Linked DNA regions of Homo sapiens: region 1 is linked to region 2. Evidence: read pairs that join two places in POLR2A ChIA-PET (ENCODE). Cell type or tissue: A673. All regions are shown on one strand. Links, peaks and the distances in the headings refer to the core of each region. The heading gives the core; the rest is flanking DNA.

The links. ChIA-PET counts read pairs that join two places held together with the same protein. Peaks named below come from ENCODE experiments on the same cell type or tissue, not always from the same donor. Only the 100,000 strongest peaks of a DNase experiment are listed, where the experiment ranks them.
Region 1: POLR2A ChIA-PET joins it to region 2 with 23 read pairs; 3 of 35 experiments call an interaction of 5 or more read pairs at or near these places.

What each region holds. Positions count from the first base shown.
Region 1 is chr20:36,732,203-36,737,579 of GRCh38, reverse strand. All of the region lies in intron 1 of NDRG3 (NDRG family member 3), which reads left to right. Among named protein-coding and RNA genes, the nearest start is that of NDRG3, 11 kb to the left of the region's middle. In A673, for the core only: no CTCF peak of the experiment used is centred there; no DNase peak of the experiment used is centred there.
Region 2 is chr20:36,941,150-36,946,526 of GRCh38, reverse strand. All of the region lies in intron 2 of SAMHD1 (SAM and HD domain containing deoxynucleoside triphosphate triphosphohydrolase 1), which reads left to right. Among named protein-coding and RNA genes, the nearest start is that of SAMHD1, 7.9 kb to the left of the region's middle. In A673, for the core only: no CTCF peak of the experiment used is centred there; a DNase peak (open chromatin) is centred at 2,026; H3K27ac peaks cover 492 bases.

The DNA of each region.
Region 1 (5,377 bases), core at 88-5,087, 210 kb after region 2:
ATCTGTAAAATGGGGTGGATTAAATATGTTGGGAAGCACAATGAAATAATGAATCCATAAAGTGCTTATCACGGTACCTGGCATAGTGTTAAGCGCTCAATAAATTTGGCTCGTATGAGTATTATATACTGCATTTTAGGGCTCTTGTTTGTCCTTTACCTCACTCAGGCTGCCTTAAAGTACAAATTGTTTTTAGGGATTCCGCCTTACAGCTGGCAGGAACCTGGAGCCATCTAAGAGCACACCCCAGGGCTTTGCTGGTGGTAGCTTTCCTCGTGTCCTGAGTTGCCTTCTTCAGGAGTGGAAGGCAGGGGGTTGTGCTTCTGCTTTTAGAGTTACTTTAGTATGACTCCTGTGTTAAAACTTCCGCTGGCCGATGGGTGTCTGGGATTAACAAGAAGGCTCCTAGATGGGTCTTGCTTTGTTCTAGCAGTTATTTATACCAGGACCCTGGAAGGGATAGAATTAATATATAAGACAGACTCAGATTTCCAGCTTGGCAGTCTCTACAAACCTCTCATTTACCACCTGCTGCCAGAACCCAGGAGTGACACAACAGGAAGGTGGGCCTATTGCAGGGGTTGCTGCCCTTTTCCTTTCAGGAAAATATGAGGGGTGTGAATGGCCCTTATCTAGGCCTGAGGATGAGCAGGGGTACTTCCTGTTACAGTGAGGATCTGTGAGCATATCAGCTACTTAAGTAGCTGCCTTTGATCCTTCCCCACCCCTTAGCTTATGGAGATAGGGGGGATAGCATCTCTGAGAGAATTTCTTCTGGCGAAGAGGTACCCAGACTTTCCTTTATGCAGTGAAAAATCTCAGCTGCATTTTTAAAAGTCTTCCATGGAGCTGGGTGGTTTGGCTTGTTTATCTGGCTTCCTGGGGGAGTCTCCTGAGATCCTTTGCTTTCCTAAGGGCCCCCAGGAGACAGCAGTAGAACCAACATCCATTACCGTAGACACTTGAGGGGATGTTTAAGTCAATAGTTTTAGGATTAGATTAATTCAGCCTTTAACCCTGAGGAAACTTAAGAGCCAAGTCATCAGATAATTGTGCATCTTCTAGACTGAAGTATGGAATTTAGCCCAGTACTCTGGGATCTCTTTCAGAGCTGAGCTAGGAATCCGCATGCTAGTTCCAGCTCCACACCTAGCTGGCTGTGTGAATTCAGAAATCACTTAAATTTTCTGGGCCTCTTTTCTCATTGGAGAATGAGGGCATTACTGTAAACCAGTGGTTCTTAGCCCTAGCTGCATGTAAGAATTACCTGTGAAGCTTTAAAAACAATACTCAGGCCCTACGTTAGCCCAATTAAATTGGATCTTTAAGGTTGGGGCTGAGTCATTGATAATCTTCACTGCTTCCCAGGTTTAAGTGTAGCTAAGATAACTACGTGGACAACATGACCAAGTTTTAAACAACTGAAAAAAGTTAAGCTTCTGTGTCATTCTGCTCCTCAGAAACCTTCAGGGGTTGTCTGTGTAGTAAAGTCCAGCTCAGGTGCTCTGCATTCTGACCTAGGCTACTTCTGCAGCTTGTCTTCTTTCCCAGCTATATTGTTCTTGGTGTCTCCTGAATGTATTGTCTTTTTTTTTTTTTTTTTTTTTTTGAGACAGGGCCTCGCTCTGCCCAGGCTGGAGTGCAATGGTGCAATCTCGGCTCACTGCAACCTCCACCCCCTGGGTTCAAGCCTCAGCCTCCTGAGCTGGGATTAAGGCATGCGCCATCATGCTCAGCTAATTTTTGTATTATTAGTGGAAATGGGGTTTCACTTTGTTGGCCAGGCTGATCTTGAACTTCTGACCTCAAGTGATCCTCCCACCTCAGCCTCCCAAAGTGCTGGGATTACAGGTGCCCTGCCTGAGTGTATTGTCTTTAATTCTTTCTTTCCCAACCCTGATGTCCTCACCTGTATGTCCCTCCTCCCTTCCCCTGTTCAAAACATATCCCTTTAGGGCCCATCATTCTCCCTTCCCTTGGGAAACTCCTGACCATCCTAATCCTTAGTTATTTCTCCTGCCTCTGCATTGGTTTTGAGCTTCATTAGCTCTGAGTGTATGTTCCAAACACTAGCTGCAATGTAAACATGATAACTCAAGCAGCATTCAATCCTTCAGAGAGTGGGACACATGGAAATACAGGTTGAGTATCCCTTATCCAAAATGCTTGGGACCAGAAGTGTTTCAGGTTTTGGATTTTTTCCAATTTTGGAATATTTGAATTATACTTACCAGTTGAGCATCCCTAATCTGAAAATCTAAAATCCGAGTGCTCCAATGAGCATTTAGTCTGAGCGTCATGTCAGTGCTCAAAAAGTTTTGGATTTTGAAGCACTTCGGATTTTGGATTTTCAGATTAGAGATGCTCAACATGTGCCACTGGGGTGACTTGTATACTGTTAAACGTGTGATATGGTGTATTGTTGGCTATGTCATTATGTATGTATATCTTGTAAATATTAGTTGATGGATAGCTATCCATGACCAGCCTCCAGCTGTCATTTTTACCCTTATTTCCTATTTCCAGCAGACCTTGTGCTTTCTCATCTCCTTGCCTTTAAGTTATCCTCCCTTTCTGGAATTTCCTCTTTTATTCTTATTCTCATTTACAGGAATTTTATCTATTTCTCAAGGTGCAGTTCAGATATTACCTCCTCCATGAAACTTCTTCCCAGCACCCACAAGCTGCAGTGACTCGATTATGCCCTAAACCTCTGTAACCCTTAGAGCAGTGCTTCTCAATTGGGAGTGATTTTGCCCCAAAGAGGACATTTGGCATTATCTGGAGACATGTTTGGCTGTCACAGCTGTTGGGGGAGTGTGCCACTGTCATCTAGTATTGGAGGCCAGGGATGCTGCTACACATTCTGCAATGCATAGAACAGACCTCCCACAACAAAAAATCATCTGGCCTAAAATGTCAGTTGTGCCAAGGTTGAGAAACTGCCTTTGAGTTTGTCCAGTTCATAAGCTTCTATGTATACTGCCTCGAACTGTAACAATTTGTTTATAGACCTTATCTCCCCTATTTAATTGAATTAATAGGTAAAGACTAATTCCAGTCCCCCATCTGTGCTTTCTTGTTATTCACTACATATCAGGGCTTAATCCTAGAGCCTGTGGCCTAATCCTAACTGCTTAAGCAGAGATAAAGACATGTTCAGTGCGGAGTGGGTGTGGTGAGGCAGTCTTCTCAATTCTGAATTTCTCTTCTTTTCACTCTCAGTCTTTTCATCTGTGATGACCTGGGAGAAAGTGTGATTTAGGGCATAAAATGAGCATTTGGGATCGGAAGACCTGGGTTTCAGTTCCAGCTGTGCCATTTATTAGTTGTGGTATTTTGGTCAGTCCATGTCACCTCTTTTTTTTTTTTTGAGACGGAGTCTCGCTCTGTCACTCAGGCTGGAGTGCAATGGCACGATCTCAGCTCACTGCAAAGGTGATCCGCCTGCCTTGGCCTCCCAAAGTGCTGGGATTACAGGCGTGAGCCACCGTGCCCAGGCATGTCACCTCTTTCAGCCTCAGTTTCTTCATGTCTGTTGGTAGCCATGATGCCAGTGCCTCAGTGTTTTAGCTCACGGTGCCATCATAATAATCCAGTGAGATGTTAAATGTGAAGGTGCTCTGTAGATTGGAAAGTGCTGTAATGATTACTCATATAGCCACTGTTCAAAGGTATAAAGAGAGAGGATGTGAATCTGTTTGCTTAGGAGCTCTGCTGACTGCCTTCCCAGCCAGTCCCGTGGCCACTTCCTGTGGCTTTCTAACCATAACTGCTTCAGCACCAGCTCCAGCTGACCCTTTCCAGATTATTCTCTCCAGTATGCCCCCTTTGTTTGTTGCCGTCATTCTGTGTGTTTTTTATTTTTTTTTATTTTTTTTTTGAGATGGAGTCTCGCTCTGTCACCCAGGCTAGAGTGTAGTGGCGTGATCTCGGCTCACTGCAAGCTCTGCCTCAGCCTGCCGAGTAGCTGGACTACAGGCACCTGCAACCTCTCCCGGCTAATTTTTTGTATATTTAGTAGAGACGGGGTTTCACCATGTTGGCCAGGATGGTCTCAATCTCTTGCCCTCGTGATCCGCCCGCCTTGGCCTCCCAAAGTGCTGGGATTACAGGCGTGAGCCACCGCGCCCGGCCATACCTTCATTCTGTTTTGGTTGTCTGTCTGCAATCTTGCCAAAATCAAAGGTGATTGACTCCGCCCCTAGAATACTAGCTAGCGGCCTGGTGTCAGCACATCCTGGCAAGGCCTGACAAAGGCCAAACTTGGTCATGGGAAAAAGCTGTAAAACAAGACAGCTTGCAGTTTCAAAAGCCAATAACTTTCTTATTGTTCTTATTGTCTTTATTAAACTAACAAAGAAATTTATATGTGCATATATATATATATATATATATATATATATATTTTTTTTTTTTTTTTTTTTTTTTTTGAGACAGGATCGTGTTCCGTCACCCAGGCTGGAGTGCAGTGGTTTAATCTCAGCTTGCTGTAGCCTTCACCTTCTGGGCTCAAGCAGTCTTCCCACCTCAGCCTCCTGACTAGCTGGGACTACAGGCACACGTCATCACACCCGGCTAATTTTTGTATTTTTTATAGACACAGGGTCTTGCCATGTTGCCCGGGCTGGTCTCAAACTCCTGGGCTCAAGCAATCCACCCTCCTTGGCCTCCCGAAATGCTAGATTAGAGGCATGAGCCACCTTGCCTCGCCAAAGCAATGTTTTTAAGTGCTTGAAATCTCAGTGAGCTTCATCTGACTAAATGGACACAGTGCAGAATGAGATACAAGCTGAGACCCTCATGTCCCCAGGGTCAGGCCAAGTGTACCCTCCTGCTTATTTGCTGAGTGATCTCCAGCAAGCGGTTGACCCTCACTAGGCTAATACCTGGGGAAATGCTTAGGATTGTAGTAAGGCTCATGCTGGTGGGGAGGAATGTGAAGTACTACTTCTACAGGGAGCTTCAGGATCACAGAATTCCAGCCCTGTCAGGGACTCAAAAAGGTCATCCTGCCCAATCTTTTCCCTTGACAGATGGGGTAACTGAGGCCCAGAAAGGGAAAATGCTTTGCTCAGCACCACTGAGCTATGTAGGGGCCCATTTAGGTTTAGAATCCACATCTGATGTGCTTACATGCTCTTTCCATTACTGGAAGAATCCATGCGTCTCTGGGTGTCTTTTTTCTGAGTGAACAAAGGATTGCACTCTGTATTATCACGCTTTAAACGGTGTTCTGCAGAGCCCTAGTGGTCTCACCACCACTTCAACCAAAGCCTCTACATGTTTTCTGTTTTCTATTTCGGAGTTTTGCTGTAAAACTTGAAAGTCACTGATCTTGTTAATCTTTTAAAGCCCCTCCCAGTGTGTGTCTCTC
Region 2 (5,377 bases), core at 60-5,059:
CAACCTCTGCCTCCCGGCTTCAAGTTATTCTCCTGCCTCAGCCTCCTGAGTAGCTAGGATTACAGGTGCCCACCACCATGCCCCACTAATTTTTTTTCGGTTTTTTTTTTTTTTGAGACAGAGTCTCGCTCTGTCTCCCAGGCTGGAGTGCAGTGGCGTGATCTTGGCTCACTGCAAGCTCCGCCTCCCGGGTTCATGCCATTCTCCTGCCTCAGCCTCCCGAGTAGCTGGGACTACAGGCGCCTGCCACCACGCCTGGCTACTTTTTTGTATTTTTTGGTAGACACAGGGTTTCACCATGTTAGCCAGGATGGTGTCAATCTCCTGACCTCGTGATCTGCCCGCCTCAGCCTCCCAGAGTGCTGGAATTACCGCGCCCGGCTGCCCCACTGATTTTTGTACTTTTAGTAGAGATGGGGTTTCACCATGTTGGCCAGACTGGTCTTGAACTCTTGGCCTCAAGTGATCCGCTTGCCTCGGCCTCCCAAAGTGCTGAGATTACAGGTGTGAGCCACCGCGACTGGCCACCTGCTGTTTGTTTTCGCTGTACAAATCCTATGTTTGCTATTACTGTTTATTCCTATTTTAGTTTATTTTTAATTTTATTTATTTATTTATTTATTGAGACAGAGTCTCACTCTGTCACCCAGACTGGAGTGCAATGGTGCGATCCCGGCTCACTGAACCCCCTGGGTTCAAGCCATTCTCCTGCCTCAGCTTCCTGAGTAGCTGGGATTACAGGCATGCACCACCATGCCCAGCTAAGTTTTGTATTTTTAGTAGAGACAGGGTTTCACCATGTTGGCCAGGCTGGTCTCGAACTCCTGACCTAAGGTGGTCTGGAGTTCTGACCTAAGGTGGGCCAAGGTCTGCCCACCTTGGCCTCCCAAAGTGCTGAGATTACAGGCATAAGCCACCGTGTGTGGCCTTATTCCTATTTTAAATAATGTTGCAGACAAATCTTCATCAAGTTTGTAGTGACCAACTTTTTACTCTCAAGTTCAGAATAATTGAATTATACACACTGGGAAATACATAAGAACCAATAGGGAAAAAAATGTTAGTAAGAAAATCAAGGCTACACCCCTATCTTGAGCATATTTCTAGGTTTTCCTAAAGATTGGAATATGCCCTGGTATTAGATTTAAAGACACTATGCAAAACAGGCACTTTTTAGTTGTATAATTTGGGAGAAGTCATTTAACCCTTCAGTTTCTGTACCTGTAAAATGGATAACAATAATGAGATGATGTACATAAAGTGTTGAAGCATATGATTAACGCTTAGTAAATTTTATAGATAGTGATACAGAAAATTAAAAAATTAGCCGGGTACTGTGCATGCACCTGTAGTCCCACCTACACTCAGGAGGCTGAAGCAGGAAGATCCCTTGAGCCCAGGAGTTCAAGGTTGCAGTGATCTATGATAAGCTCCTGCACTCCAGCTTGGGCAGCAGAATAAGACCCTGTCTCAGATAGGTAGGTAGGTAGATAGATACATATATACATACATACATACATAGTTACATAGATCCATCTCTGTGTATGGCTGTAGGTTCTAGGGTCTAGATTAGAGTGGGGCTCCTTTAATGATCTCAGTAGAGGATCTGGTGCTTAAATACTTCTTTTTTTTGAAGCGGAGTTTTGCTTTTGTTGCCCAGGCTGGAGTGCAATGGCACGATCTCGTCTTACCTCAACCTTCACCTCCCAGGTTCAAGTGATTCTCCTGCCTCAGCCTCCCGAGTAGCTGGGATTACAGGCATGCGCCACCATGCCCAGCTAATTTTGTATTTTTAGTAGAGACGGGGTTTCTCCATGTTAGTCAGGCTGGTCTCGAACTCCCGACCTCAGGTGATCCACCCACCTCGTCCTCCCAAAGTGCTGGGATTATAGGCGCGAGCCACTGCGACCGGCCTTAAATACTTCTTAAAATGAAGATTTTGTTTCTGTTAGAAAATTGGCAACAGTGGGGAAATATGGCCTTCTCTTCTGAAATTTTAGTTACATGTTGTTTGTGGTAACAGTAACCAAAGAATCAAAACAAAGGATTATACTGAATTACTTCCTGTGCTGTTGCTTAGTAATTGATAACAGAAGTACATTGTGAAACAAGATCACTGTAGAACATTTAACTGACTTCCAGTAAATATCCTTTGGATCAGAATCTCCAGGGACCTCATCTTAGCCCTTTCTTTTTTTTTTTTTTTTTGAGACGAAGTCTCACTCTGTTGCCCAGGCTGGAGTTCAAGTTCAGTGGTGTTCAAGTGATTCTCCTGCCTCAGCCTCCTAAGTAGCTGGGACTACTGGCATGTGCCACCATGCCCGGTTAATTTTTTGTATTTTTAGTAGAGACGGGGTTTCATCGTGTTAGCCAGGATGGTCTCAATCTCCTGACCTTGTGATCTGCCCGCCTCAGGCCTCCCAAAGTTCTTTTTTTTTTTTTTTTTTTTGAGATGGAGTCTTGCTCTGTCACTCAGGCTGGAGGGCAGTGGCGTGATCTCGGCTCACTGCAACCTCCACCTCCCAGATTCAAGTGATTCTACCACCTCAGCCTCCTGAGTAGCTGGGACTACAGGTGTGTGCCACCATGCCCGGCTAATTTTTGTATTTTTAGTAGAGACAGGGTTTCACTATGTTGGCCAGGGTGGTCTTGAACTCCCGACCTCATGATCTGCCTGCCTCAGCCTCCCAAAGTGCTGGGATTACAGGCGTGAGCCACTGTCCCCGGCATGACTCTTTCATAACCACATTTCAGCCCTCTCAGTCCTCTCAAAGTCCCCTTTACTACTTGTTTCTTGTACATAATAGTTGCTTACTATTTGACCTGAATGGAATTTGTTCTAATACAGTCTTTCTTTTCAAGGGAGCCATGTGCATGTTTGTGGACCCAAGTGCTATTGATTCATTCAGTGAATATTTTTGGAAAGCTCACTATGTACTAGGAATTCTTCCATGAATTTGGGGCACATGAGTGAACAAAACAGACAAAGGAACACTATATTGCAGTGTTCCAGAAGGAACACTATATTGCACGTCTCTGTGCCCCACCTCATAACTCAAATTCTGTAGGACTCCTTAGAGCTGTATTGTTCTGTATAATAACAACTAGCTTCACGTTTAAATTAATTAGAAGTAAATTAAGTAAAAAATTCCTCAGTTACACTAGCCATATTTCAAGTACTTAGTAGTCACTATGGCTAACGGCTACTGTGTTGGACAGAGCAGATATAGAACATTTCCATCATCGCAGAAAGTTCTACTAGACAGTGCTGCCTTACAGGTTGCCAGTGGGATTAGCCCTACCCACCACTCCATCCAGTTGCTCACAGTAGTACCAATGCAATCAACTTGTTAATGGACCTTTGTACTGTTTTTACCTAATTTCCTATTTTACCCTCCCTAGACCCCCCAATCCCTGTGCCCAGAGTTCACCCCAAGATTAATTACTTGCAAGCTCTTATCCTGGACCCTGCTTTCTAGGGAGAATCCAGCTTAGACAAGCACTCCTAGTAGGCCCTCAATTTTATGAACAACCATTGATTTATAAAGGTTTTTTTAACAAGTAAGAAACAGGCCAGGCGTGGTGGCTCAGGCCTTTAATCCCAGCACTTTGGGAGGCCGAGGCGGGCGGATCACGAGGTCAGGAGATCGAGACCATCCTGGCTAACATGGTGAAACCCTGTCTCTACTAAAAATACAAAAACAAAAAAGAAATTAGCTGGGCATGGTGGCGGGCGGCTGTAGTCCCAGCTACTCGGGAGGCTGAGGCGGGAGAATGGCGTGAACCCGGGAGGTGGAGCTTGCAGTGAGCCGAGATCACGTCACTGCACTCCAGCCTGGGCAACAGAGTAAGACTCCATTTCAAAAAAAAAAAGAAGTTAGATAGAAACATTGTCACGTTAAATATACATGTCAATTGTAAGAAGCATTAAATTTCAGAAATGTTGGAACACAGGAATAAAATTCTTTCATAATCTAGATATCCTGGCCCATGACTTCTTTAAATCTTTATTTAATGCCATGTCCTTTGCTAAACAAAACAACCCCCTGGTTTTGGGTGGTTTTATATACTCTAATCAGTGATTTTGGTTTTGTTTTGTTTTGTTTTTGAGTTGGAGTTTTGCTCTTGTTGCCCAGGCTGGAGTGCAATGGCGCCATCTCGGCTCACCGCAATCTCCGCCTCCCGGGTTCAAGCAATTCTCCTGCCTCAGCCTCCCGAGTAGCTGGGATTACAGGCATGCGCCACCACCACGCCTGGCTAATTTTGTATTTTTAGAAGAGACGGGGTTTCTCCATGTTAGTCAGGCTTGTCTCGAGCTCCCAACCTCAGGTGATCCACCCACCTCGGCCTCCCAAAGTGCTGGGATTACAGGTGTGAGCCACTGCGCCCGGCCGATTTTGGGGTTTTAAGCGATGAATACCAAATGTCAGTTTAGGAAAATATTAAGTGGTCACGGGGTTAGTTTAGGTTTGATATTTTATGCTATGACTCCGGTTTTGCTCAACTATGTGACTCCCCTTAAACTAAGTCCACCTATAAGTACTTCTGAAAGCCTGGCTTTACACTGTGCTTGTTATGTCAAACTGATGAGGAGGATAGGGGAATAGGAAAACACGAAATTTGCTGCTTTAATTTATCAGCTGTAATAATGCTTCTGTGTATCCCAAGATATTATTCTTAAGTGTTCTTATTACCATGGGTTCAGTGTGTACCATAGAGGCCAATGTAGTGCCTCTGACTCCCAGTCTATGTATGACTTGTAGAAAGATACTTTTTTTTCAATCTGGTTATCTAGTAGATCAGTAAAACCCTTTGCCTGCACTCTCTGTTGACACCCAGCCAGGAGGGAGGATGATATGCTGGGCCCAACTAGTAATTGTAAATGAAGCAGGATAATGAATCACAGGACTTCGAGCTGCTCAAATTTAATTCCCATTATGTATTTTCTTGAAACTGGAGCATTGTGAGGGAGTACTGACAATGGAAAATGAATATAAATAAAGTTAAAGCCTTCATATGTATTTCATTCATGCTTGAGTCATACCTGGTGCTCATAAATCAATCCAGGATTATGAGGGTAGATGTTGACTTCAGTTTGGTTAAAAGGAAGTACAGTTTGAGCATTGAGTAGACATGGAGATGTGGAGTTTTTCAAGTCTTAAATTTACCAAGAGAGAGGAGGGTCAAGGACAGAAGGCTGTGGGAGGCCTATATTGATTCAGCAGGAGAGTTCCCTATCTTAACAGCAAAGGAAGGAGAGAGTTTCTAGGAGGGGTATGTTTGAATTATTGATTGTTCCTTCCAATCTAACTTCTGTTAGTGTAGATAATATAAAGTTTATTATGTCTACTATATACTGCAGGGATTATTATTAAGC